Linked DNA regions of Homo sapiens: region 1 is linked to region 2. A link is an interaction called in ENCODE POLR2A ChIA-PET data of the cell type or tissue named here. Cell type or tissue: MCF 10A. All regions are shown on one strand. Links, peaks and the distances in the headings refer to the core of each region. The heading gives the core; the rest is flanking DNA. Region 1 overlaps ANKRD33B (ankyrin repeat domain 33B). Region 2 overlaps CMBL (carboxymethylenebutenolidase homolog).

The links. ChIA-PET counts read pairs that join two places held together with the same protein. Peaks named below come from ENCODE experiments on the same cell type or tissue, not always from the same donor. Only the 100,000 strongest peaks of a DNase experiment are listed, where the experiment ranks them.
Region 1: POLR2A ChIA-PET joins it to region 2 with 6 read pairs; 3 of 35 experiments call an interaction of 5 or more read pairs at or near these places.

Annotation. Positions count from the first base shown.
Region 1 is chr5:10,583,250-10,599,628 of GRCh38, reverse strand. The region is part of intron 1 of ANKRD33B (ankyrin repeat domain 33B); the gene reads right to left. Among named protein-coding and RNA genes, the nearest start is that of ANKRD33B, 27 kb to the right of the region's middle. RefSeq lists enhancers at 3,931-3,990, 3,218-4,417, 10,438-10,732 and a silencer at 10,438-10,732. In MCF 10A, for the core only: no CTCF peak of the experiment used is centred there; a DNase peak (open chromatin) is centred at 8,808.
Region 2 is chr5:10,294,901-10,307,560 of GRCh38, reverse strand. The region is part of intron 1 of CMBL (carboxymethylenebutenolidase homolog); the gene reads left to right. Among named protein-coding and RNA genes, the nearest start is that of CMBL, 6.7 kb to the left of the region's middle. RefSeq lists an enhancer at 1-381 and a silencer at 7,229-7,405. In MCF 10A, for the core only: no CTCF peak of the experiment used is centred there; DNase peaks (open chromatin) are centred at 5,490 and 6,050.

The sequences.
Region 1 (16,379 bases), core at 5,785-10,784, 290 kb before region 2:
CATATCATGCTAAGTGATATTACCCATATACAAAAAGACAAATATTGTATGATTCTATTTATGCAAATATGTAGGATAGGCAAATTCATAAAGGCAGAAAATAGGTTAGAGGTTATCAGGGGCTGAGGGGAAGAGGGTAGGAGGAGGAAGAGGGACTGGGGGGAGAGGGATGATAAAAACATTTTGGAAATAGTGATAATGTTTGCACAACATTGCAAATGCCACTGAACTGTACACTGGTTACAATGGTTAAAATGAACAATTTTATGTTATATATATTTCACCACAATTTTAAAAATTAATAATGGAATATGCCCCAAACTATCAAGTTGTATACTTTAATGGATGAATTGTCAATAAAGTTGTTAACTATGGAAAGAAAAAAAAAAGCAACCTAGTGGTACACACAACATGGCTAAATCTCAAAACCATTATGTTGAGTGAAAGAATCCAGGCACCAGAGCGCACACTGTGTGATTCCACTGAATTTTCAATACTGGCTAAACTAATCCATGGTGACAGAAATCTGAACAACAGGTCTTTGCCTCTGATGAGACAGGGACTGAGTAGAAAGGAGCAAGAGGAAACTTACTATGGTGATGGAAATGCTCTATATCTTGAGTAGGGGGATGACTGCACAGGTGTATATATTTGTCAAAATCATACGGCTGTTCACTTAGAATTTCTGTACTTTATCATATGTCAATTATACCTCAACAGAGTATTTTTTTATTTTTTCTTTAAGACAGGATTTCTCTGTGTTGCTCAGGCTGGTCTCAAACTTCTGGGCTCAAGTGATTCACCTGCCTCAGCCTCCCAAAGTGTTGGGATTACGGACATGAGCCACCATGCCTGGCTAACCAAGTATTATTAACATAAAATATGATTGGCCAGGTGTAGTAGCTAATGCCTGCAATCCCAGAACTTTGGGAGGCTGAGATGGGAGGATTGCTAGAGCCCAGGAGTTCCAAGACCAGTCTGTGCAACATAGTAAGACTCTGTCTCTAAACATTAAAAAAAATTTTTTTAATTAAAAGCAAAACAAAACAAAACAAAAATCATGGCCAGACACAGTGACTCACGCCTATAATCCCAGCACTTTGGGAGGCCGAGGCGGATGGATGATCTGAGGTCAGGTGTTCGAGACCAGGCTGGCTAACATGGTGAAACTCCATCTCTACAAAAAATACAAAAATTAGCCAGGCATGGTGGTGCATGCCTGTAATCCCAGCTACCTGGGAGACTGAGGCAGGAGAATCGCTTGAACCCAGGAGGCAGAGGTTGCCATGAGCCGAGATTGTGCCATTGCACTGCAGCCTGGGCAACAGAGCAAGACTCCATCTCAAAAAAAAACAAAAAACAAAATATAAAATATGGTTAAAACGCAACAAGGCATTGAGAGTGCTAGAAGGGGCAGGCTAGAAGTCAGAAAATACTCAAAAGTCTCCTAGGAGTCACTAGGTAGAGATGACGCCACTGAATGGGGTGGTCACATCCAGGTACTGAGAGGAGAAGGCAAACTTAGAAGAGATGGAGGCTGGAGAACAGACATCTGGATGTGGGAGGAGGCAGGAAAAAGTAGTGGTAATTGGCTTCTGACTCCAACCCCTCAGAAGGATCAAAGTCATATGCCAAGAAAAGGAACATAGCAAGAAAATCTAGTACTCCTGGTAAACATGTCAAGGTCCAGAAATCCAAAACTAAAAGAAAAAAACACATGTATGTACAAGATATAACCAAGAATTAGAGGTTCACATTAGAAAGCATAATTAGTTTGTGCTGTGGTCTGAGAGACTGTTTGTTATGATTTCAGTTCTTCTGCATTTGCTGAGGAGTGTTTTACTTCTGATTATGTGAGCAACTTTAGAGTAAGTGCCATGTAGTGATGAGAGGAATGTATATTCTGTTGTTTTAGGGTGGAGAGTCCTGGAGATATCTATGAGGTCTGCTTGATCCAGAGCTGAGTTCAGGTCCTGAATATTTGTTAATTTTCTGTCTTGATGATCTAATATTGTCAGTGGGGTGTTAAAGTCTCCCATTATTATTGTGTGGGAGTCTAAGTCTCTTTGTAGGTCTCTACAAATTTGCCTCATGAATCTGGGTGCCCCTGTATTGGGTGCATATATATTTAGGATAGTTAGCTCTTCTTGTTGAATCGACTCCTTTACCATTATGTAATGCCCTTCTTTGTCTTTTTTTATCTTTGTTGGTTTAAAGCCTGTTTTGTCAGAAACTAGAATTGCACTCCCTGCTTTTTCCTGTTTTCCCCTTGCTTGGTAAATTTTCCTCCATCCCTTCATTTTCAGCCTACATGTGTCTTTGCATGTGAGATGAGTCTCTTGAAGAAAGCACACTGATGGGTCTTAACTCTTTACCCAGCTTGCTATTCTGTGTCTTTTAATTGGGACATTCAGCCAATTTACATTTAAGGATAATATTGCTATGTGTGAGTCTGATCCTGTCATCACGATGCTAGCTGGTTATTTGCAGAGTTGTTTATGTTGTTGCCTCATAGTGTCACTTGTCTGTGTACTTCAGTGTGTTGTGGCTGGGAGTGTTTTTTTCCTTTCCATATTTAGTGCTACCTTCAGGAGCTCTTGCAAGCCAGGCCTGATGGTGACAAATTCCCTCAGCATTTGCTTTTCTGAAAAGGATCTTATTTCTCCTTCACTTATGAATACTTAGATTGGCTGGATATGAAACTGAGTTGGAATTTTTTTTTCTTTAAGAATGTTGAATATTGTCCCCCAATCTCTTCTGGCTTGTGGGGTTTCTGCTGAGAGGTCCACTGTTAGTCTGACGGGATTCTCTTTGTGGGTAACCTGGCCTTTCTCTCTGGCTGCCCTTAACATTTTTTCTTTCATTTCAACCTTGGAGAATCTGATGATGATGTGTCTTGGGGTTGATGGTCTCATGGAGCATCTTACTGGGTTTCTCTGCATTTCCTGAATTTAAATGTTGGCCTGTCTTACTAGGTTGGGGAAGTTCTCACAAATGATATCCTGAATTATGTTTTCCAAATTGGTTCCATTCTCCCCATGTCTTTCAGGTACGCCAATCAGTTGTAGGTTCGATCTCTTTACATAATCTTATATACCATGGAATACTATGCAGCCATAAAAAGGAACAAGACCATGTCCTTTGCAGGAACATGGATGGTGCTGGAAGGCATTATCCTTGGCAAACTAATGCAGAAACAGAAAAACAAACACTGCATGTTCTCACTTATAAGTGGGAGCTGAACGATGAGAACACATGGACACACAGTTGGGGATCAATGCACACAGGGGCTTATCAGGGGGTGTGAGGCAGGAGAGCATCAGGAAGAATAGCTAAAGAATTCTGCACTTAATACCTAGCTGATGGGTTGATCTGTGCAGCAAACCACAATGGGCATGGCACACTGCCTGTGTAACAAACCTGCACATCCTGCACATGTGCCTCAGAACTTAAACTAAAAGTTGAGGGGGACAAAAAGAAAGCAAGCATAATTAATTTTAAAGGGTGCTGGTACATAATTAAGTCATTCTGTTGTTTTGGTTTGGCTTAGTTTTTTTCTGGCCTGGAACAATCTGTTCGGCTTATGCCAAAAACAAAGATCCCCCAGGCATAGGCGAAACATGATATTTTCAAACTTTCCTATGAGTCAGCGAAGGCAGTTTCACTTTTGTCCTGGGACACGTAATTCCAGGAAGCGCTTCCCCTGCCCTGGTACACTCAGCCTTCTCCCTCTCTGTTTTCAGGCCATCACACCTGCTCGTTCACAGAGGAGGCAAAAAAATGGATGATGGACAGAGATTTCCAGAGTCGTAATCATCCAGATGGTGGCCACTAGAAAAGACCAGAGAAAATGTCCAGGGTTGGAGTGCAGGGATGAGCCCAGAAGATGACATTGCAAGCAATGGCTGAACCTCTGAAGATTCATTTCGTCTCTTAAGGGTGTCCAAGTCTCTCCTCTGCCCATCAGGCCCCACTGGAGGATTCTGAACCCCTCTCCTTCAGTTACTCCTTCAGGTAACTGCCTGTAGTAGGTTGAAATGTATCGCCCAGAAAAGACATGTCCACATCCTAACCCCGGTCGCTGTGAATGAGACTCTGTTGGGAAATAGCATCTTTATAGATCATAATTAAGGATCCTAAGATGAGATCATCCTGGAGATTTGAGACACAGATGTGCAGAGGACAGATGAGGACAGAGAGAGATTGGAGCGATGCTGTCACAGACCGCAGAATTCCCAGCTCTGCCAGAGGGAGCGTGGCCCTGCTGTCACCTGGACTTCAGACATCTGCCCCCCAGAATTGTGAGAGAATCAATTTCTGATGTTTAAGCCACCTACTTTGTGGTCATTTGTTACGGCAGCCTTCAGAAAAAAATCCACTGCCAATCTAGCACCACAACCACCTATGTCCCCCAGGCCGCTCCTCCACCTGGCCTCCTCCCTCCTCTCCTGCTCAGGATGTAACCCTCCGGTCTGGCCCCAACACAGCACCTCCCTCTGGCGTGACTCCCCTCCACCCTCCACAGTCACAGGGCACACTCGCTAGAGATAGGGATCCATGTTTGGTGTTTCCTCTCTGCTTAACAACATCTGCTCCTGCAGCTCTTGAGTTACTTGCCATAGGAAAAGCCCAGGACTGGCCCTGCTGGGTCCCACCAATCACCCGGGGAGTGAAATCCCAACTACTCAGCCCAGCTCCTTCAACTCTATTTGCAGTTCACCCATCCTCTACCAAGACAATCACCACTCCTGCTGCCTGTACCTGGAAGGCACTTTCCTACCCGCTCAACGGCAGTCAACTCCCACTTTCCCCGAAGGACCCACACACAAGGTTTCCCAGTGCCGAATCCCACCCACATCGCAGGCAGCTCTGGGTTCCTGACATGTATCAGTGAATTCCTTTCCTGTTACCTCATTTTCTTTCAAGGAGTCGTTCTTCTTAGGTTCATGTCTTACCCCACCTAATGAATCAAATACCCTCTGAGGGCTTCAGTTTTGAGGTCGTGAACCCCATGTGGCTCCCAGGGGCCTTCCAGAACATGTGCCCTCGGCATGCATGGGGATGAGTGCATGCACGAAGGGAATAACAAGTAGAAAGAAGAATGTGTTTTTGGCTGGGCGTGGTGGTTCACACCTGTAATCCCAGCACTTTGGGAGGCCGAGGAGGGCAGATCAGCTGAGGTTGGGAGTTCAAAACCAGTCTCACCAACATGGAGAAACCCTGTCTCTACTAAAAATACAAAAATTAGCCGGGCGTGGTGGCGCATGCCTGTAATCCCAGCTCCTCAGGAGCCTGAGGCAGGAGAATCGCTTGAACCCGGCAAGCGGAGGTTGTGGTGGGCATTGCACTCCAGCCTGGGCAACAAGAGCAAGAAACCCTGTCTCAAAAAAAAAAAAAAAAAAAAAAAGAAGGATGTGTGTTTTTAAAATGCATATTTTCTGCAGTATTGGAGATCAATCAATCAATAAATACATGATCTCTTTAAACATCCCTCCCTGAATAAGAGTGAAAAAAAGCTTTAAATAAGGAATAGGTCTGTGACAATGAAGAGAATTCCTGCCCTTGGAGAGGAGAGAAAATCCCCGTGAGCTGACAGCTCCCACATGTGGTTACTCCTCGCTGTTGAGTCTCTAGGCTTTGCTCACTGCAGAGACTCTGGGACAGGTTCTGCCTTGCCACGGGACCAGAATTCGGCTCAGAGACAGCACAGGCCTTGGGTCTGAAAAAACTGTAGCTCAACAGCCAAGAGTAGTCTTGCAGCAGAAAAGGAGATGAACTATCCTTAAATGGCAGAGGGTTCATGAGGGGGTGAGGGTAAGTGAGTTGAGAGGGGTGGGGGTTGTGCTGGAATGGGGATCCAGGTGAGCCAGGGTCAGGGAAGTTGAGCCAGGGTGAGGGGTTGGGGAGTGAGTGGGTCATTGAGTCGGGGTCTGATGTTAGCCCCCCTGCCCGGGAGGAGAAGAGGTTGGAGAGAGGCTGGAGAGGTGAAGACTCAGAGCTCTGGAGGTGAGCTAGGGTTGGAGGAGTTGGGCTGGAGTCATGGTGAACAGGAGGTTGACCCAGGGTGGGGTTGGGATGAGCAGGGTAGGGTGTCGACTGAGACAGAGGTGAGGTACAGTACAAGGCAAGTTAAGGCACTAAAAAGTAAATGTCATACAACAAATGTGTAGATGACCCCTTTGAGAAGCTCCCCACTCAAATATCCAGTGTCTAAAGGGGAGGAAAGTATTCTGTCATTGCAGATGGGGTCGTACATTCATTGATGGTACAGGTTTTTGCTTTATTTTGTTTTTTCTTAAAAGAGTTAATAGCTAATGCTTTAAAAAAAAGTAAACAGAGCAAAATATATTATCTGCGATAATAATTTAAAATATGTTACTGCACAGAAAAAAAGAGAGTCCTATTATGCCAGTTGACTCAACTAATAATAGCTGTAGTGTTATAATATAAGGGTTAGTTGTTTTCTACTTTTAGAATCAAACTATAGATAAAGTTGAAATAATAAGCATAATTAAGATCCAAGAAAATGTTACTAGTCTCGTAAGTGGAAAGCTAGCGAAGACAATATGAGGGGTGGATACGGGGTGGTGGGAAAAGGTTAGGAAGGTCCTTACCTAACAGAGGAGAAGTCAGGAAATACCAGCTAGAATTGATGGAGAAGGAACTGGGGTTGAAATAACATATATAAGAAACTAAAAGAATACATATGAAAAAGGATGGGTGGATGGGTCTGATCAGAGGGGTGAAAAGGGCAAGTCAGCAAAAAACTCCACTACCATTGCACACAATCATCTCCACTGCCTCAAATGGACAAACCAAGAGTAGCTATGATGAGCAGGTTGCAACTGGCAGGGAGGGGACTGCCAGATGAAATGAAAGTGGGAACAGTGGCAAGAGACAGCTCTGAGGAGCAGACAGGTGGCCAAGAAGCCTGGGGTCTCTCACTGCAAGCTCATCTGCAGGATTCTATTTTCTTTTCTTTTTCTTCTTCTTTTTTTTTTTTTGACAGAGTCTCACTCTGTTGCCCAGGCTGGAGTGCAGTGGTGCAATCTCAGCTCAGCTCATTGCAACCTCCACCTCCCGGGTTCAAGCGATTCTCATGCTCAGCCTTCCAAGTAGCTGGGATTACAGCCGCCACCACGTCCACCTAATTTTTTTTTTTTTTTTTTTTTTTTTTTAGTAGAGATGGGGTTTCACCATGTTGGCCAGGCTAGTCTTAAACTCCTGACCTCAGGTGATCCGCCCGCCCTGGCCTCCCAAAGTGCTGGGATTACAGGCATGGGCGCCACCGCGCCCAGCCAGGATTCTATTTTCTATCACATATATGCTCTGTTTAACAAAAATAAGAGACAAGGAAAGTAGAATACTAACAAGAATAAAGTTTTCCCACAAATTGGTGAGAAGAAAATAAAGCAGATGGCCCAAAATAAGACCCTGTCTTTAAAGGGGAACATGTGTTAAAGGAGCAATCTGGGCAGTGATGGATGACTCAACCAACATTGCTGGAAAAGTTGATTACTGAGCAGTAAACACACACACACACACACACACACACCATAAAATCAAAAGATAATACAAAAGGACTAAAAAGTCAAGGGTATAATATATATACATACATACATACATACTTATATCCTAAAATAGTTTACTGATGGAGAAAAGAGATTCAAAAGCTAAAAATAATAAGATAACAATAAATATACAATGTAAGTTACTATATAAATACAATATTCCCTTATATCAAAATTATAAGTAAAATTGAAAGAAAAATGAAAAAGCAATCAAGATTAGTGACATTCACAGAATGATTTAAACAGAAATATTATATTGAATATCAGCATAAATACACCAAGAGTACAATTTTTCAAGGGTAAAGGAATGAGTAGAAAAACCAAAAAATAGCAAAAAGCCAGTAAATACATGTAAAATATACATAATCTTACTAGTAAGCAAAATAATGTAAATTAAAATATTAATGAGACACCATATGCTTAACAATAAATATTACATTTCAGATCTTCACAAAAGATGAATTCATTAATAGTTCTGGACAAAAGTCCCAGTCATACGGAAAAAAAATAAGGTTGGATCTTTATCTCACATCTCAGGCTGAAATGAATCATTAAATATTCAATCATAAAAACACTAAAAAGGCTCGGTGCGGGACAGCACTCTGGGAGGCCAAGGGTGGCAGATCAAGAGGTCAGGCGTTCGAGACTAGCCTGGCCAATATGGTGAAATCCTGTCTCTACCAAAAGTACAAAAAAAATTAGCCAGGCATGGTGGCACGCACCTGTTGTCCCAGCTACTCAGGAGGCTGAGGCAGGAGAATTGCTTGAAACTGGGAGGGGGAGGTTGCAGGGAGCCCACATGGTGCCACTGCACTCCAGCCTGGGCAACCGAATGAGACTCCATCTCAAAAAAAAAAAAAAACCACTAAAAAAAATGTAGATGACTATTTCTATAAACCTGGCTTAGAAACAGCATTTTGAAGCAATAGAGCAAGGCCGGAAACCATAAAGAAATAGATACATCTGACTGTATAAAAATTTAAACCTTCTCAGCAAAACAGTGTAAAGAAAGTAAAAAGGCAAATGACAGGGACTCTCACTTTCAGCTCTGAGAAACTGGCTTCAATCAGAGGCACTTTTCCCCTGAGAACAACTGAATACTTTTTTTCCCTAAATATCCATTTGGAGGCATCCAGTTTCCAAGACGACCAGGACTTGCAGGCCTGATTGTATTCCAGAAAGAAGGCGGAAATCCTGAGATAAGCTTCCATTCTCATGGCTTTCCCTAAGGGCATTTGCTGAGTAAGGCTGGGTGCTGAGAAACCAAGCAGAGAGCAGTAGTGAAGGGTAGGAGGAGCTAAGCAGAGTTGGTCATACTCTCGAGGGTTTGCAGGGAGGGGTATCCAATCTTTTGGCTTCCCTGGACCTCAATGGAAGAAGAATTGTCTTGGGCCACACATAAAATATACTAACACTAACACTGGCTGAAAACACACACACACACACACACGCGCGCGCGCGCGCGCGCATCTCAAAATATTTTAAGAAAGTCTACAAATTTGTGTTGGGCTGCATTCAAAGTCATCCTGGGCCTCATGTGGCCCGCAGGCCAGGGGTTGGATAAGCTTGGGTTAAGGAGACAAAAGTGGTATTCATGATCTGCCCAGGCCATATTTCTATAGGAAGCCAAAAGGGCTATATCCTACAAGACAGGCCAGAAAGAGGCCAGATCTTATAAAAACTACAACCTAGACTGCAATCTTCTGTCCCACTCTGTCTGCCAGAAGCAAACTAAATCCTCCCTGGACAAGATAACACAATCTAGTGCTACTTCAATTTTCATACACAATGTCTAGCATTCCAAAAATTACCAGATGTATCAGGAGACAGGGCCAAGAGAAAAACAGAAAATAGAAAACATCCCCAGAAGATCCAGAAATTAGAACGATCAAGCTTTAAAATAACTAATATGTAAAAGCAAATAATGACAAATGAGGAACTTTATTACAGAACTAGAATCAATAAAGAATCAAAAATTTTAGAAATACAGCATAATTGAAATTAAGAATGTAAAAAGCAATTAAATAGTAGATTAGGGTAAAGATATGATTAGTGAATCAAAAGATAAGTTTAATCAAAAATGCCCAGAAAATTAAAAAAAAAAAAGATTTAAAAGATAGGAAGAAAAGCATAACATACACAGGCAGCATGGTATAAAAGGTCTAATGTGTGTGAATTTGGTGTCACAGGATAGGAAGAAAAAGGGATTGGAACAAAAACAATATTTGACAAGATAATGGCAGAGAATTTTCCAAAACTGACAAGAGATATCAAGCCGCATATTCAGGAAACTCTATAAACCCCAAACAAGATTTTTTAAATGACAAATTAGAAAAAGAAGGCAGAATATAATAACTTTAGCATATGTAAAAAAATCCTTAGACCTCAAGAAGATAAGACAGACTAATCAAAAAATTGACAAAGGAATTGGTAAATTAGTTCAAAGAAAGAAATACAAAGGGCTAGTAAACATGTGATATGAAATATGTCTCAGCCTCACTAATCAACAAAAATGCACAAATAAAAGTGAGGTGTCATTTTTTGACAAGTTGGAAAAGAGTAAACAGAGTCAAATTAATTGGTGTTGGCAAAGTGTAGAAGGAAATGTACTCCCTTACCTTGCTAGAAAGCTTCAGTGTTGTAATGTTAAGTGAGATGGTGAGGCTTGGTGTAGTCAGGTGCAGCACAGTGAGGGACACTCAGACTGCAAAATGAATCAAGTTTACTACTCACAGGTCTGGAAGGAAGAGGACAGCACCCCTGGCAAGACCAAAGAGAAGAGGGGAGGAGCCATCCAGGACCTGCTCCTTCGACCAGCAGGTGGGGAACGAGAAACGGAGGGGCCTGTGGGTTGGATCCTTTATGGGGTTACCTAGGTGGGTTTCCCACAGCACGGTTGGATTAGTTCATTTGAAGGAAGCACGAGACTCAGCACAGGAACTCGGGGGTTACCTTATCAGGTTCCCGAGGCTTAAAGCAGAAGTAATGTGGTCAAGCAGCTCAGGGTATGGGGTCTTATCTACCCAGAACATGAAAACAGGAGCTGCGTGAAGACTGCCTCAAAATATGTTAGTCAAGCATGACAAGCTGGGAACAGGACAAGCAGATGGACGCTGAGGCAGTATTCATATGCATAAGTGATGACAATAAGCAAGTTCACTCTCTCTAGGGAGCCACTAGCTAATATGCACTCAGGCTGAGTTAGACTGTGCAGCAGAACAAGCAATCTCCACATCCCAATGGCATACGACAAACGTCTGCTTCCTGCTCATGCCACATGGTTGGCATGCAGCTTTTTTCCACATTGTTTTCCCTTGCAAGACTCAGGCTGATGGAGAAAACTCTACCTGGAAAATTGTGGGTTGCCCGGAAGAGGGGAAAAAGGATATGGCAAATCATACGCTGGATTTTAAAACTTCTGGCCAAAAGTTACACAAGTCACTTCTCACTGAATTGGCCAGAGCAAGTGACATGGCCAAGTGTGATGTTATGGGGAGGAAAGTCTAATCCTACCTTAGGGAAAGGCACATTTACTTTCAAAAATAAGAGAACTTACTCCACAGATCGAAACAAAATCTAACAATTTCCTAAGAGAGTCAGTAGGTTTCTGTACAAAGATGTGCAAATCTCTGTGTTGTTACTAATCTGCAAACCAGAAATAACCTCAATGTCCACTAGGAAGCCACAGGTTAAAGAAACGAACATATCCAGAAAGAGTACATTGTGGTCATTAAAAACGACATGTATTTGCTGGCAAAGAAAGGTGCCCTCATGAAGGTGCTAAGGAAAAAAGATTATAAGTACCGTATTATATTAAATGTCGCTAAAGTTATACCTCAAATACATAAGTATGCCTAGATCATGAATTCGCAGTCACTTTTTTATCATCTTTGGCATTTTACCTTTTTATGTTATCTGAATATTTTACAATAAGTATGCATGACTTAATATTTTGAAGATCAGCAAAGCCGTTTCAACATTTTTGATAATTAACATTCAGTGTCATGAGGATATAGTGAAACAGGCAATTTCATACCCTGTTGGTGGAAGGAAAACTGGGTACAATAATAACATACCAATAATATACCTTCTTGGAATTGATCTAAACAGAACTGCCCAGAGAGCCAATAAGAGACGTATTTAGACATTCATACATCAGAGCATTATTTATATCACAAAAAATTTCAGAAACAAAAAAGACCCAAAATTACTGAATAAACTATGATATATGCAGAAGTTGGATTTTTAAAATCAAGATTCTGAAGTATTTCTAATATAGAAATACCCCTACAAGTGAATAAACCAGGACTCAAAACTTTATTTATAGATAGATAACTTTACAGATAGCTAATCTGGCAGAGCATATATATTTCACAGCACAAGTCAGAAAAGAACACCGAAAAATTCACTATCATTAGCTCCAGGTACTGGGAATACAGGTGACTGGTTTTTGTTTTTTTCTTTGTACTTCTCTTTTTTTTTTCATTTTCCACACCAAAAAAAAAAAAATTGTATCAGAAGAATAATAAAATACCTAATAAATATTACTATTCAATGTTGTCCGAGTAAAAGAATAAGGATCATGTTGTGAATGTGATCATTCACAGTGAAAATAAAGTAACTCTACTCAGAAAGATCTTTAACATCACTAAAATCTGGCCGGGTGTGGTGGTTCACATCTGTAATCCCAGCACTTTGGGAAGCTGAAGCAGGCGGATCACTTGAGGTCAGGAGTTCAAGACATGTCTGGCCAACATGGTGAAACCCCGTCATTACTAAAAATACAAAAATTAGCCAGGCAGATCACTTCAGGTCAGGAGTTCGAGATCAACCTGGCCAACATGGTGAAACCCCATCTCTACTAAAAATACAAAAATCAGCCGGGCATGGTGGCGGGCGTCTGTAATCCCAGCTACTTGGGAGGCTGAGGTGGGAGAATTGCTTGAACCCAGGAGACAGAGGTTGCAGTGAGCCAAGATCGCACAACTGCATTCCAGCTTGGGCGACAGAGCGAGACTCCATCTCAAAATAAATAAATAAATAAATAAATAATAAATAAAATCACTAAAATTGGAAACACTCTCCCACAATGAAAACTTCACATACCCCCAACACTTCACTGCTTTTTTAAATTCAGTAGGCTAAAGAGTCTCCCAATTTCTTAGCTAAGTAAATACTGCTGTTGATTTAAAAGCCAGGCAACACATGAATAATAATGTCCTGGTCTATGTAAATGTTTCAGAAAAGGCCCATATTTGCAGTGCTGTTAAAAGCCAGGAAACAAATGAGTAATGTCCCAGAATATGTAAATGTATTGGAAAAGGCCATGTTTGCACTGGAAAGATCCCTCACCAATTGAATCTGGCTGTGACTGCAAGATACCAAGAGCAATTTCCTAAATTGCGCATTAAGATGCCACACAGCAAAACTTATTCAGCACTAAAAGACTGAAGATGAGAACTGTTTGTTGGTCTGAATGTCCTCTTATAAACTGTATGGAAAATAAAGAGAAGAAAGCAGTATACACACACACACACACACACACACACACACACACACACACACACACACAGTTACAAGAACCCAACGCACATCGTATTCTCACAGTGTATCAGGTCTAAACAAGAACTTCCAATCAAGTAGAGAGCCACTGGCTGTGGCACCAACACCAGCCTTTTCTTTCTTCTTCATATAGGGCTGTGTTACAGTTGAACCTTAAACAACTCTTGAACTGTCAGAGTACACTTATAGGTAGATTTTTTTCAACCAAATCGTGGGAAGTGAAATCCACCTACAGAGGGCTGACTCTGTATACAGGGGCTCCACAAAGCGGATTGTGGGACTTGAGTATATGCAGATTTGGGTATAGGTGGGGGAGTCCTGGAACAAATTCCTCACGTGTCCTGAAGGATGACTGTATTTCTCGGTGTTACATAATGGAAGAAAGAAATGCTATGCAATTAGCATGGAGCAGAGACAACAGAGAAACTCCCAAGACCCACAAGAACATAGAATTCAGGGTCTTCACCACAGCCTATGTTGCTGCCTGTTGGGTCCTTGATGATAGAGCCCCGTGGCTTGTACTTGTCTTGGCCTCCAGTCTCCTGCGGAAAGCCTGGCACAGGGAAGCCATCACCAAAACTCTGGGATGGGCGAAGGACTGATGGATGCAACTGCTTCAGGTGAGGACAGAGAGGAGGGGCCCTGCAGTGAGTCCCATCTGTCAGACCCTGGACCCACAGCTCTGCTTTACGCATGACCCCATGGCCATGAGGCCATGACCCCATGACCCCATGCTTTATGCCATTGGCACAGCGCCCTCACCCAGCATGGTAACCCATCAAACACCTGGGCCCGGGCATTGTCTTTCATGAGGGCTCCCAGCAAGGCTACAATCCAGACATCTCCAGCACACCTGTTAGCCACACAGGCCTTTGGGCAGCCACATCTCCAGGGCTGACAGAGGAAGCCACAAACACCCAGGAAGTGCTTTCTAATTCCAGGTGTTTCTCAGTGCGTTTCTTTTCCCTAGAACAAGCAAAGCCACATGCTCCACAGACCCCATCTAATCACATGCTTAAACTCCCTTTGTCAAATGGAAATGACTGTGGAGACTCGAAGTCAGACCTAAGACGTCTAAGTTAAGGACCACAGATCAGCATCCCAAATATGGATTTGTCCATCAAGGACAATGTTTAGGGGACCTCAGGTTCCAGCTCTGTAGGCATCCAGGAAAACACTTGTTGATTTAAACAAACACTGAAAAGGCATTGATCTAAGTAAGCACAATGTAAGAGACGAGCTCACCACAACCAGAGCCTAAGAAGATCTGCCCTGGAAGACTGTGTCCACTTCAAAGAGGACCAAACTTCAACACGACGCCAGCAGAGCTCTCACTTACCACTGGAGTTGGGTCTTCTTCCTTCCCCTCCAGCTCTCCTTACCCAAGTCTGTCCTTCCCTTTGTGAGTAAAGCACTGGTCACTTCTGACCTCATCTCCTGCCCTCTCCCCATGGTGCTCTGCTGTAGTCCCTCTGACCTCTGGCTCTTCTAGAACATTCCAGCTCTACCACCTGCTCCACCAGCCTGGAAGGCTCTTTCCTAGACCTCCAAACAGCAAGACTTTCACTTCCTTCCAGGTCTTTACTCAAAGGTTCCTTCCTCAACGAGGACGGAAATTTTCAGCACCAGCCCAGTGCTGCAAAACCCTTTCCCTGCCTACCTTATCCCATCTCCTGAGCACTTGCTCCCTCCTGAGAAGAGGTGCATGTATTTGAGCTTGTTATTGTTTCTCACCCCCAAAATCACGTAAGCTCCACTTCAGCAGCAATCTCCATTTCTGTCTGGCATTCTGTCCCCTAGAACAGCGCCTGGCACAGGTACCCCTGTCCAATAAATATTTGCTAAATAAATAAATACATTAAACTGAAAAAGAGGCAACTTCATGCTGAATCAAGAGGCTTATTTAATGCAAATTGTTTTGTGACATTTCTTTTTTTTTTATTATTTTTTTGAGACAGGGTCTTGCTCTGTCTCCCAGGCTGGAATGCAGTGGCATGATCATGGCTCACTGCAGCTTCAACTTTCCAGCTCAAGTGATCCTCCTGCCTCAGCCTCCAAAGTAGCTAGGACTATAGGCATGTACCCCCACATCTGGCTAATTTTTGCATTTTTTGTAGAGACAGGGTCTTACTATGTTGCCCAGACTGGTCTTGAACTCCCAAGCTCAAGTGATCAGCCCACTTCAGCCTCCCGAAGTTCTGGGATTACACGCATAAGCCACCGCCCCCAGCTGACAGTTCTTTTTAAAGGGAGAATTCCAACAGAGAAAGTGCCTGCTTGAAGTGTTATTAGTTCATAAAAATCACTTTGAAAATCAAAGCCAAATGTATGATTTCTTGGTAAAACACGTGTCATGTGGTTCTGTTAGGCATAAAACAGTCATCTCTGGCCCCTCATTAATTTCCTGTCAATTACATTTTCACCGGGCAGGTGGCAGCTGCCACCACTCGTCTTCTAGGCTGCTCACGCCGGGCACTGGGTAAACGTGGCAGGATGTCCTCGAAAGACCGACTGTGATCTTCGGAGGGATATTTCATGCCTCCTGGGGTTAATCTCCTCAGATTACACTTTTAAAAGCTCCCTTGTCTTATTACAACTCCAAGAGAAAAATACAGTCAAATGTTAAGATTCAAACAACAACAAACACTCCAAATCACAAAGAGAGAAGCATTTACAGAGCCAGGAATTCTAATTATAGGTATTTTCCATCTTACAGAATAGGACCGCCTGTTGGAAGGGCTGGTAAACACAATTTTCCTACCAAAGTACATAAATTCTTTAACTGTAAAAAACACCTGACAAAACTCTTGGTGAGGAAGAGGCAGGAGAGAGCAGCGAGGCGTGCCAAATACCACAGATCCTTCCAGGTAAGAAGGCACTCAGGTTCACAACTCCAACAATCTTACTCCCTTCAGTCTCTATCCCTATTCCAGTGACTTCAACAGGAGAAACTGGCAATGTCTGGAGACTTTCATTGTCACAGAGGGGAAGGCACTGGTGCTGGCATCCAGTGGGCAGGGGCCAGGGATGCTACTCAGCACCTTGCCATGCACAGGACGGGTTCCCACAGCAAAGGATTATTAGAACCAAAATGTCCACAGTGCTGAGACCTATCCTATTTTTAAGAATTTTCAAAATAGTATATGTAACTGGCAACAGGGCACGATACTTGAATCATGTTCAAAAAGCAGGGACAGGTCGGGCGCGGTGGCTCGCGCCTGTAATCCCAGCACTTTGGGAGGCCCG
Region 2 (12,660 bases), core at 2,454-7,453:
GCGTGTGTTCTGACTATGGCAAAGAAGGTCTTTGCCGCGTGCACGGGTAAGGAACTTCCCATAGTCCGTTTTCAGAAGCTGACTTTCATAAAAGTGATACGTTGTCCTTGCAGAACAGCAGCCTCCACGATCCCATGCGTCCGAAGCAGCCGCTGTTTACATTTTGGTATTTTCCTGTAGGTGTTTCGCCATGCATTTTAAAGACATAGTGGAAATCACACCGTATGCAAACTTGCGTTCGTTTTGGCCATTTAGCACGGAGGAGCCTTTCCACCATGCCGTTAAATACTCCTTGTAACTCTCTTCCTGCAGTGAGACATTCTGGTTGTAGCGTTTTTACTAATATAAAACTATTAAAAAACTGAGCATATTTGCAACTAAATCAGCATCCACATTCGACAGCTTTTCTTTAGGGTGGGTATTAAGAAGAGAGGTGCTGGGTCTATGGATCTAAGAGTGGGACATCCTAAATGCTGGGTAGGTGTGCCAGGAACGACTGGACAGTTTACACCCCACAGCCATGTGGGTCGGGCAGGCCTTGGAAACACTGGGCACTGAGATTTATGTCCACTTGCTGATGGAAGATGCCACCTGTTGTTTTCAAAGCCCATTTAAAATAAAGTGGTTAGTAATGAGCCTCGCCGGTATCCGGGGAATCCTGTCCAGGCCTGGGAACCCTATCCAGGCCTAGGAACAGCCAGAGAAAAAGCAGATTCTGCAGGGGCGTCGTTGGCATGTCTAAGAGGGCCATTGTGGGCTCATCCAGGTAGCTTCCTAATTCATGCTATCTCGACCATAGACACTTGGAAAATACAAGCATGGCTGCTGAAAAATAAATATTTGGAGAAGTTTGATGTTTGTAGAATCATCTAAGGATAAGTACTGGCCCTGCCTTCCCTGCTGCAAGATTGAAAATCACTTGCCATGCAAGTTCCTACAATGTTTAAGCAGTAAAGGAGAAACCTCCTGCCTTTCCCATTAGACCCCACTTTCCTGTGTTGTCTTGGGGTCCTCTGTAACCCTGAGCCCTGGATGCACTTCCACGTGGTTTCTATTTCTAAATTTCTAAAGCTTCCAGAAATGTATTCCTCCCTTCTCTCCTCTCCTCCCCGCTGCGCCTCCCTCCCTCCTGGCCTTCCCTTCCCCTACTTTGCAGACCTCTCTTCCCCCAGACCTCCCTCCTCCTCCTCTCTGCCCCCTCCGGGCTCAGGCTCTCCCAGGAGGCTGGAGATGTATTCCTAGACTTCCCTGCTTGTTATAATCCCAACTGCACCAGTCCCTTTTGCTTGTCAAAATCTGTTTTCTCTATTTCTGTTGGAGAACTGCGTTGTGCCTGGAAGTCTGACTTGTGAGTTATTTGAATCCTTAGGGCGTGAAATCAGGAAAACCACACCCTCACCATACTTTATCACCTCTCTTACCTGTCTGACTGCCAGTGTTAGAAAGGGAATGTTTGATTACATTGTTAAAAGATAATTTTCAGCCAAAGGTGAAATCGTGACTTTTATACAGATATAAAAGTGATAAATATTTTATTTTATTCATTAAAGAGAGAAATAGGCAGATGTTGTAACTGGTTCAAAAAAGAAGTCAAGAAGTGCAAATGTATACGGAGTAAAGGAGTGCCTTGTGAAGGTACACGCAGGAGAGGAGCATACCCTTGGAATTTGCAGATCAAACACTCAACTGTAAGATTGGGCACAGTGGCTCATGCCTGTAATCCTAGCACTTTGGGAGGCCGAGGTGGATGTATCCTGAAGTCAGGAGTTTGAGACCAGCCTGGCCAACATGGTGAAACCCAGTCTCTACTAAAATACAAAAATTAGCCAGGCGTGGTGGCATGTGCCTATAATCCCAGCTACTCAGGAGGCTGTGGCAGGAATATCGTTTGAACCAGTGGGGCAGAGGTTGCAGTGAGCGGAGATTGCACCATTGCACTCCAGCCTGGGCAACAGAGTGAGACTCCGTCTCAAAAAAAACAAAAAACAAAAAACAAAAAACACTCAACAGTGATCCCCATGGGTTTTGATGTGTAATTTTCCAGAGGGACATGCTTGTGTTAGGCAGAGTGAGGCTCCTTCACCCCTACAGAGTGACTCCTGTGGCCCCTCCAGCTCTGCCTCACACAAGCAAATCTCTCTGGAAAATTACACATCAAAACCCATGGGGATCACTGTTGAGTATTTGATCTGCAAATTCCAATTCCATATGCTCCTCTCCTGTGCATACCATCACATAGAAGTCATTCACACATATGCAGCACCTTGCAGCAATGTCTATGGGGAATCATGCATTTGTGCTGGTGGTGGCCAGTGTGGGCATTGCCGACGAACATGGCCACCAGGGTGTCCTGCAGGGCACTCCACAGAGCTAGGAAAAGCGTCCTGATTTCCAGAGACGTCACCAGTGGAGACCACAGAACTGACCTGGGGATGACCAGAAGGTGGCCCCAAACACATCTGCCATGATACAGAAAAGCCTTTATTGACAGCATGTGTAACGAGGACTCTGTCATGCATCTCAGACACACAGTCCTGCCCCAGCACAGGAGGAAAAGGAAACCTTCTTACTCACAATAAAGGACCTCATCATTTGTAAAAAGTGCCTCAGTGGAAAAGTACCCATGTCTATAGCACGCCCTGTGGGCTGTCTGATTCCAGCTCCATTCATTGTACTTGAGCCATTTTTAGGAGTAAGTGGCAGATCTGATAGATCTGTAAATTCTATCCCGTTTCCATGCAGAATTAATGGACTCTTTCCCCTCCTGTGGAAAAAAGTTAAAAAAAAAACATGTTGTCTAGGCTGGTCTCTAACTCCCAGCCTCAAGCAATCCTCTTGCCTCAGCTTCCCAAAGTGCTGGGATTACAGGTGTGAGCCACTGCGTTTGGCCAAAAAGATATTTTGTCTTCATTTGCAATTCATCTCAACATTTCTTTTGTCAACTAAAGAATGATGAGTTTCATAAATTTGGAAAAAGAGAGCTTTATTTCTCATAAAGTGTTGCAGCCCGCAAAGCGGCCATTCTGACAGGCTGGGAAGTGTAGTCTCTGGCCAGAAGCTGGAAACAGACCCTTCCAGTGTGGGAAGAATAGTACAGGGATCTGTGCTGAACAGTGTGGCCAAACACACAGATTCAATAAGCTATAGGAGGGGTTATGAATTTTTAAAATAATGGATTAGCTAATACTTTTGAGACAGGGTTTCATTCACTCCCCCAGGCTGGAGTGCAGTGGCATGATCATTGGCTCACTGCAGTCTTGACCTCCTGGGCCCAAGTGCTCCTCCTAGCTCAGCCTCCTAAAAGGCTGGGACCACAGGTGTGTGCCACCAAGCCTGGCTAATTTTCTAATTTTTTTTTTTTTTGTAGAGATGGGGTCTCCCTGTGTTGCCCAGGCAGGTCTTGAACTCCTGGACTCAAGTGATCCTCCTGTCTTGGCCTCCCAAAGTGTTGGGAGTATAGGCATGAGCCACTGTTCTCAGCCATGAATATTTTTGAAGGAGAACCGTGTACGTGGGCAATTGAGCTTTTTGCCTCTTCATGGGAGCCATGTTCAAAAAATGACTGCGTTAGCATGATCCAAGGGTGGTATTTTTGGCCCTCTGTTGTTAAAAGCTGAAGCAGAGGACACAAAAATCCTTACTGTGCACCCTCTGTAGACAGGCCAGAACCATGTCATGGTTGGTGTTTTGTTATCAGGCAAAAAGGAGGGCAGTGTCATGCGGCTGGGTGATATCAGTGTGGGGTTGTTTGAAGAGGCTAGTTTCTGTTTAGCCTTTAGAAAAGAAAGCCTCATGGTGATTAGTGAGTCAGGAGCGGATAATGAGAGGTGTGTGATCCCCCAACCCATAACTATATAACTGAGTTGTATGGCCAATAACTCAGTTTTTAAGGTTATTCTGGGGTCTCCTTGGTGAAGAGATGATCCAGTCAGTTGGTTGGGGGCTTAGAGTTTTTAGTTTACACTTTCCAGTGCTGCATTTGTGCTCTTTTGATTTTCCTTCAAGCCTGTTAGAACATCTGTTAGTTTTTTCCTGTCGTTCAAGTAGAGTACAATCCTCAATGTTGTTTGTTTTTATATCTGTTGAAGAGTGATGGTTTTACTTCTTTCTGAAAATTATCTTTTAATAAATACATGTGTTGTTGACAGAAGGAAGTCAAACTCTGTAAAATGTTTGAAGAGGTTTATTCTGAGCCAAATGTGAGGACCATGACCCATGACACAGCCCCCAGAGGGCCTGAGAACATGTGCCCAAGGTGGCTGAGTTACAGCTTGGTTTTATACATTTAGGGAGACATAGGAACTCGATCAATACATGTGAGGTATACATTGGTTCAGTCTGGAAAGGTGGGACAACTCAAAGATCGGGGATGGCAGGGTCAGGGTGGTAGCTTACAGGTCACAGGGGGATTCAAAGGTTTTCTGATTGGTGCTTGGTTGAAAGAGTTAAATTAATAATGAAAGACCTGGAATCAATAGAAAGGAGGGTCTGGGTTAAGATAAGAGGTTTGGGAGACCAAAGTTCTTATTATGTAGGTGAAGTCTCATAGATGGCTACCCTTAGAGGCAATAGATAGCAAATGTTTTCTGTTCAGACCTTTAAAAGCTGCCAGACTCTCAGGTAATCTTTTCAGGATCAGAAAGAGACCTGGAAAGGGAAGGGGATTCTCTACAGAATGTAAGTTTCCCCTACAAGAGATAGCTTTGCAGGGCCCTTTCAAAATATGTCAAAAATATTTTGGGGTAAAATACTTGATTTGTTTCAGGGCCTGCTGTCTATATCCTTGGATGCTGTATTTGAGTCAGGTTGGAATTTCATACCTTATTTCTACAAAAAGTCTGTTTCGTCAGTCTTGAGACCTCTGTTTGAATGTTAATGCTGGTCATTTGTGCCTGAACTTCAATGGAGGAGGGAATAATGAGGTATGTTGGACTCCTCCTTCCTGTCTTTTTTTTTTTTTTGAGACAGAGTCTCGCTGCAACCTCCTGGGTTCAAGCGATTCTCCTGCCTCAGCCGCCCAAGTAGCTGGGATTACAGGTATGCACCACCATGCCTGGCTAATTTTTTTTTTTTTTTTTTAGTAGAGACAAGGTTTTGCCATGTTGGCCAGGCTGGTCTTGGATCCTTGCCTCAAGTGATCCACCAGCCTTGGCCTTCCAATGTGCTGAATTATAGGCATGAGCCACTGAGCCTAGCCCCTCCTTCCTGTCATGGCCTGAATTAGTTTTACAGGTTTCTTTGGAATCGCCTTGGCCAAGAGGAGAGGTCCATTCAGTTAGTTGGGATGCTTGGAATTTTATTTTTGGTTTACAGTGCATTTGCAGGAGGAAGCTAAAATCCTGAAAGGTATATACAGAAAATATAGTACAGTTAGTTGAGAGTCAAGGGTATGTTCCCTGAGACTTGCCAGGGTAGAAACTGTTCGCCCTGCCCATTGTGGACTTGGCCCCTGGCACAAGGCGTGGCCTGGCTGCTGTGCCCACGTGGAGGGTCTGGGCAGGAGTCCAGCCTTCGACACACACGGGCGTCTCCTGTAGGAGAATAACCTTGCAGGATCAGCCTAGAGGGCTGCTCGCCTGGCTGTAAGCATTCCTTTTGCAAAATGGATGTCAACTGAAAATAAAGTAAAAACATTCAGATTAGAGGCTTCCTGGAATGGCCAGGATTTTCTGTGATCCCTAGGTCCTCATAGCCAACAAACAGCCCAGATAAGAAGTCAGCCCAGATAAGAAGTCAGCCCAGACCAGCCTGGCGAACATGGTGAAACCCCGTCTCTACTAAAAATATAAAAATTAGCCGGGCATAGTGGCGGGCACCTGTAGTCCCAGCTACTTGGGAGGCTGAGGCAGGAGAATCGCTTGAACCTGGGAGGCGGAGTTTGCAGTGAGCGGAGATCGTGCACTGCAATCCAGCCTGGGTGAGAGAGCGAGACTCCGTCTCCAAAAAAAAAAAAACCCGAAAAGAAAAAGAAAAAAAGAAAGCTCTACAGGCCTGAACTTGCTGCTTGTGTCTGAGGGGTGGGGCAGTCTTGGAACTGAGCCCTCACTGCCCCACGCGCCCCCACCCCTTACCTTTGGTCATGGTGTTGATGATCGCTGTATTGTGAGAGCAGAGGGAAACATGGCTTGAGAGTTTTTCTGAAATGGTGTCAAATGACAATGTTGAATTATTGAGTCTTACTAATTATAGTTCTATAATGTAGCTTATGAAAACCAAACCAAGAAAACTACAGTCCAGTTGTCCTTGATTGGATAACTAGTTATTAATTTCTTTCTTCTCAAAATCTAATTACTTTATTTCTAATTATGAAACACTAAGAATATTCAGTAATGTGAAGGGAATTATATAACAGCCACCCTTTCACATCACCCATATTTGAAAGATAATACCCTTTTGCCCTATATACTTCAAATCAAAACTTTTTAGGGAAATAAAACATAATAAAGCCCACGATCTCCATTTTTTCTCCCCTCTCTTCCCGGTAACCAATTGTCCTAATGGTGATAATTCATTCTCATGCGTGATACTTTTCCTACAGTATATTTATGAATAAAATGTATATTTTTGGTTGTTATTTATTTAGCATCAAAATGTATGTTTTTTGGTTGTTATTTAGAATCAAAATGCTATGTCTTTTTACATAGCATTATGTCTTTGAGATTTTTCAAGTTTTGTATTTCTATTTTTAAATAAAAATAAATATATAAAAAATATAAATATATATAAATAAATATATAAAAAATAAATAAATAAAAATAAAAATAAAAATGTCTCTCTTTGTTGCCCAGACTGGAGTGTAGTGGCATGATCATAGCTTACTGCAGCCTTGAATTCTTGGGTTCAAGTGATCCTCCTTTCAGTCTTCTGAGTAGCTGGGACTACAGGTGCATGCCACCATGCCCGGCTAATTAAAAAAATTTTTTTGTAGAGACGGGGTCTCCCTATGTTGCTCATGCTGGTCTCATACTCCTGGCCTCAAGCTATGACCATGCCTCGACCTCTCAAAGTGCTGGGATTACAGGCCTGAGCCACCATGCGGGTCTGGAGATTTATTATATTGATAAATTACAGGTGCAGCCTGTTCATCGAACTGTTGTGTAATATTCTTTTTATGAATGTATTTGTTTTCTAGGGCTGCCATAACATTACCAGATACTGGGTGACTTAAAGCAACACAGTGCCTCATAGTTCTGGAGGCCAGGAGTCCAAATTGAAAGTGTCAGCAGGGCTCTGCTCTTTCTGAAACCTGTAAAGGAGAGCCCTTCCTTGCCTATTCCAGCGTCTGGTGGGGGGCCAGCAATCCTTGGCTTGCAGGTGCATCCTTCCCATCTCCACCTCCATCTTCACACGGCCTTCTCTTCTGTGCGTCTGTTGTGTCTTTGTCCACGTTTTCCCCTCCTTAGAAGGACACCAGTCATTGGATTTATGGTCTACTGTACTCCAGTATGACCTCATCTTAACTACAGGACATCTGCAAGGACCCTGTGTCTAGTTAAGGTCACATGCACGGGGAGTGGGGGATAGGACTTAAACATGTATTTTGGGGGAATACAATTCAACCTACATCAATCAATAAATTACAGTTTATTCATTCTCCTGTTGATGGTCAATTAGATTGGTTCCAGGTGTTGTCATCATATTAGTGGTGCCAAGAACATTTTTCCATAATCACTGCATGTGCCTGTGTGGGCATGTGCAAATTTCTCTCTCTCTCTCTCTTTTTTTTAGATAGGGTCTCACTCTTAACACCAAGCCTGGAGTGCAGTGGTGCAGTCTTGACCTCCTGGGCTCAAGCAATCCTTCCACCTCAGCCTCCTGAGTAGCTGGGACCACAGGTGCACACACCACCATGCCTGGCTAATTTTTCTGCTTTTTTTTTTTTTTGGAGAGATGGGGTTTTACCATGTTGCCCAGGATGGTCTCGAACTCCTGGGCTCAAATGATCCCCCCGGCCTTGGCCTCCCAAAGTGCTGGGATTACAGGCATGAGCCACCATGTCCCACCACATGTGACATGAATTTCTCTAGGGAAACATCTAGTGGTGGGATATCTAGGGTGCGGGGCATCTGCTTCTTTAACTTTGCTAGACTCCTTCCAGGGTTTGTATCATTTCACATGCCCTCCCATTTCCCTACAAGTGTACCATCATCTCTGTGTTAACAGACTTTTGCCAATCTGCAAGATGGAAAATAGTATTTCATTCTTGTTTTTATTATAGTTTCCTTAAGAACAGTGAGGTTGAATATCTGTTCATATGTTTATGGGCCATTCAGGTGTACTTTTTTGTAAATTGCCCATTCATATGAATTTTTCTATTGGGTTGTCTTTTTCTTGGTGACTTATAAGAATTCTTTATATATTTTATCTAGACACTAAGTCCTCTGTTCCTAAAATAATACCTTCTCCTAGTCTATCTTGTTTTCTCACTTTGTTTATGGAGACTTTTATCTTGATATTAATGTTAATCATTATCTTATTAATCTTTCATCTTAGTTACTATCTTATTAATGCAATTTTAAGAGCTTTTTGTCATGGAAAATCTCAAGCATATATAAAAGTAGAGAGATTAGTACACAGGACACTCCAGCTGCACCACCATCAGCACGTGGACACCTTGTCCACCCTACCCCACATGGAGCTATTTTGGGTTTTTGTTTGTTTGTTTTTTGAGATGGAGTCTTGCTCTGTCGCCCAGGCTGGAGTGCAGTGGCGCGATCTCGTCTGACTGCAGCCTTTGCCTCCTGGATTCCAGTGATTCTCATGCCTCAGCCTCCGGAGTAGCTGGGATTACAGGCGCTCACCACCATGCCTGGCTAATTTTTGTATTTTTAGTAGAAACGGGGTTTTGCCATGTTGGCCAGGCTGCTCTCGAACTCCTGACCTCAGGTGATCCACCAGCCTTGGCCTCCCAGAGTGCTGGGATTACAGGTGTGAGCCACCGCACTCAGCCCAAATGGGGCTATTCTGAAGTAAATCCCAGACCTCTGGTCATGTCATCTGTGGGTACATCATGATATCATGATGCATCTATGAAAGACAAGGACTCAAAAACACATGGCTGCAATGCCATCATCTTCCCCTGCCAAAATTCACAATAATTTGCAATTTCATCAAATATCCACTTAGTATTCAGTTTTCTGCAGTTGTCTTTCCTTTTTTTTTAAATTGGTTACCATGAAATGGGATTTATAATCCTTTTCTTTATGGTTTATGTTTTTTGGGTCAAATTTAAGAAATTCTGCCTTATTCCAAAGTACAAGAAAAAAGTATTCAGTATTTCCTTCTGATTGTTGAAATTTCGCCTTTCCTACTTAGATTTCTAGCCACGCACTGGGGTATGTGGGGATCCATGGTGATTTGTTTTCTTACCTGGGTAGCTCAGTGCTGCAGCCGTGCCCCATTGATGGCCAGTCCCTCCTCCCCCCACAGGTCCCTCCTGCCCCCTCTCATGACTACAGAGCCCATTGTATCTGACCCCCTCTCTCTGCCTGCTCTGCGCCTGCTCTTCGCCTGTTCCCACTGCTGGACCTGGCTGGAGGAAACAGCCATACGTACTTCTCGCTGGTCCCCTGTTTTCCTGCTTATCCTCTCCCCAGCCCTCGTCCCGCCTCTCACCCTGAGCTGCTGACTCTGCTTCTCAGTTCTGTGAGCAAACAGATGCCAACAGGGAGCATCCACACTCTCCCGCCCCACACCCACCACCACCTGTGTCTGTGTCCACGTCCTCAGCCTCCCTTGGGTGCGTGAGGACTGTCCACGCTGCCAAAGAAGGCAGCTCCTCTGCTATGCGCCAGACCCTCCTGTCACACTCTCCAGTTCCCTCTCTCCCGGGGTCATTGATTGTGTTTTGTTTGTTTTCCTTTCTATGGTATCATTCTCATCCACGTACAAATAGGCTGAGATTTCTTCCACTTTAAAAAAAAAAGGCTCATCCCTGTGTCTTCCCTCCATCTTTTGCACAGTCTCTTTGCTCTTTTTTTTTTTTTTTTTTGAGATAGAGTTTCGATCTTCTTGTCCGGGCTGGAGTGAAATGGTGCGATCTCAGCTCACTCTAACCTCTGCTTCCCGGTTCAAGCGATTCTCCTGCCTCAGCCTCCCAAGTATCTGGGATAATAGGCATCCACCACCCTGCCTGGCTAATTTTTGTATTTTTAGTAGAGACGGGGTTTCCCCATGTTGGTCAGGCTGGTGTCGAACTCCTGACCTCAAGTGATCCACCTGCCTCCGTCTCCCAAAGTGCTGGGATTACAGGTGTGAGCCACCACGCCCGGCCTCTTTGCTCCTTTTTCTGTCAAAAGTCTTCTAAGAGTTTTCTGTGTTCACTCTCTTTAGTTCTCTCCTCTCTCATTCTCTCTCTCTCTCTCTTTTTTTTTTTTGAGATGGAGTCTCACTCTATTGCCTAGGCTGCAGTGCAATGGCGTGATCTCGGTTCACTGCAACCTCCGCTTCCCAGGTTCAAGCAGTTCTCCTGCCTCAGCGTCCCAAGTAGCTGGGATTATAGGCATGTGCCACCACGCCTGGCTAATTTTTGTATTTTTAGTAGAGACGGGTTTTTACCATGTTGGCCAGGCTGGTTTTGAACTCCAGGCCTCAAGCAACCCACCCACTTTGGCCTCTTAAAGTGCTGGGATTACAGGCGTGAGCCACCGCGCCCAGTCTCCTCTCAGTTTCTTTTAAGCCCACTATGATTATGCTGTCACCCATGCCCTCGTCCAAGCCTGTCCTTGTGGAGGTCACCAATGACCTTCACTTTGCCAAACGCGGAGGGCAACACTCAGCATTCATTGTTCTCCCCTCAACACCCATTCTTCACTTGGGTCCAGGACACCACACTTGGGGTCTTCCTCCCCCGTCACTGGCTGTTCCTTCTCAGGCTCATTCCTCACTCGCTGATTCCTTCCCATCTCCCTGAAGTGTTAGTGTTGAAGGACCCCAGGGCTCAGTCTTCTAGATTTCTCTTTTCTTCATCCACCATTATTCCCTGAAGGATGTCATTCATTCTTAAAGTTTAAATATCACCTACAGGCCCGGCACAGTGGATCACCTGAGGTCAGGAGTTTGAGACCAGCCTGGCCAACATGGTGAAAACCCATCTCTACCAAAAATACAAAAATTAGCCAGGTATGGTGGTGCTCGCCTGTAGTACCAGCTACTTGGGAGGCTGAGGCAGGAGAATTGCTTGAAACTGGTAGGTGGAGGTTGTAGTGAGCCGAGATTGTGCCACTGCACTCCAGCCTAGGGGACAGAGTGAGACTGTGTCTCAAACAAACAAACCAAACCCACATACAGTCATTCTTGGTATTTGTAGTAGTAAAGTCCCTACAAACACTGAGTTAGCAAATCCTAAACCATTCCTCCTGGGGAAAATACAAGGTTAGCTTCCTGTAAACCTGTGGCCTGGTCACAGCGGTTTCCTCAGTTGACCCATACATAACCCTGGTTTTATGTGTGTTTTTGTGGAAGATACCATTCTAATATATATTGTTGACTCATTAACAGGAAGCTCATGGCCAACAGGACTGTAACTCGTGCCTGAACAAAGCTTCTCCAATACTCGCATTTTCTCCATAAGGCACATCACAGCCTTCCCGTGCTTAGCAATGCTAGATAGCATGTGAGCACTAAGTGCGGGGCCCTTTTAAACAGCAAAATCAACCCCTCAAAAAGCACAAAAATGTGCACTAAGACCATGCAAAGGACACTTGTTTACACTGTGAGAGCTCAAATGAGAAGCAGAGTGTTGTGGGCAGTTGGGCTGCTCTAACAAACGTGGCTTCAACAACAAACATTTCTCACAGTTCTGGAGGCTGGAAAGTCCAAGATCGAGGCGCTGGCAGATCCAATGTCTGCTGAGGGCCTGTTTCTGGTTTGCAGATGGTCATCTTCTGGCTGTGTTCTCACCCAGCAGAAAGAAGGGAAGCCAGCTCTCTGGGCCCCTTATATAAGGCACTCATCCCATTCTTGAGGGCTCTGCACTTGTGAACTACTTGCCTTCCAAAGACCCTACCTCCAAATATCATTCCACTGGAATTAGGGTTTCAACATCTGACTTTTTGGGGACACATTCAGTCTATTGCACCCTGTGTGTCCTCAGCTGGGAATGTGGACATTGACAGTTCACATTTTTCGAATGTCCATGAATGACGGTGAGGTTACAAAATACATTCAGCAGGTATGGCCAGGCACAGTGGCTCACATCTGTAATCCCAGCACTTTGGGAGGCCAAGGTGGGCGGGATCACCCGAGGTCAGGAGTTTGAGACCAGCCTGGCCAACATGGTGAAACCCCGTCTCTATTAAAAATACAAAAATTAACCAGGCATGGTGGCGGGCACCTGTAATCCTAGCTATTAGGGAGGCTGAGGCAGGAGAATCGCTTGAACCCAGAAGGTGGAGGTTGCAGTGAGCCAAGATCATGCCACTACGCTCCAGCCTGGGCAACCAGAGCGAGTCTCTGTCTCAAAAAAAAAAAAAAATCAGCAAGTAGATGAATTCATCAATACAGGATCTGCAAACAATGAGGGTCAGCTGTATACTCACATCACTCTCAAAGTTTTCGTTTTAGCTTGGGCCCCTGGCCCTTGAACTTCTATCGTGTTACCCAGCTTTTCTCTGGGATGTGTAATAGATACCTCAGCCTTAATATGCCCCAAACTGAAGT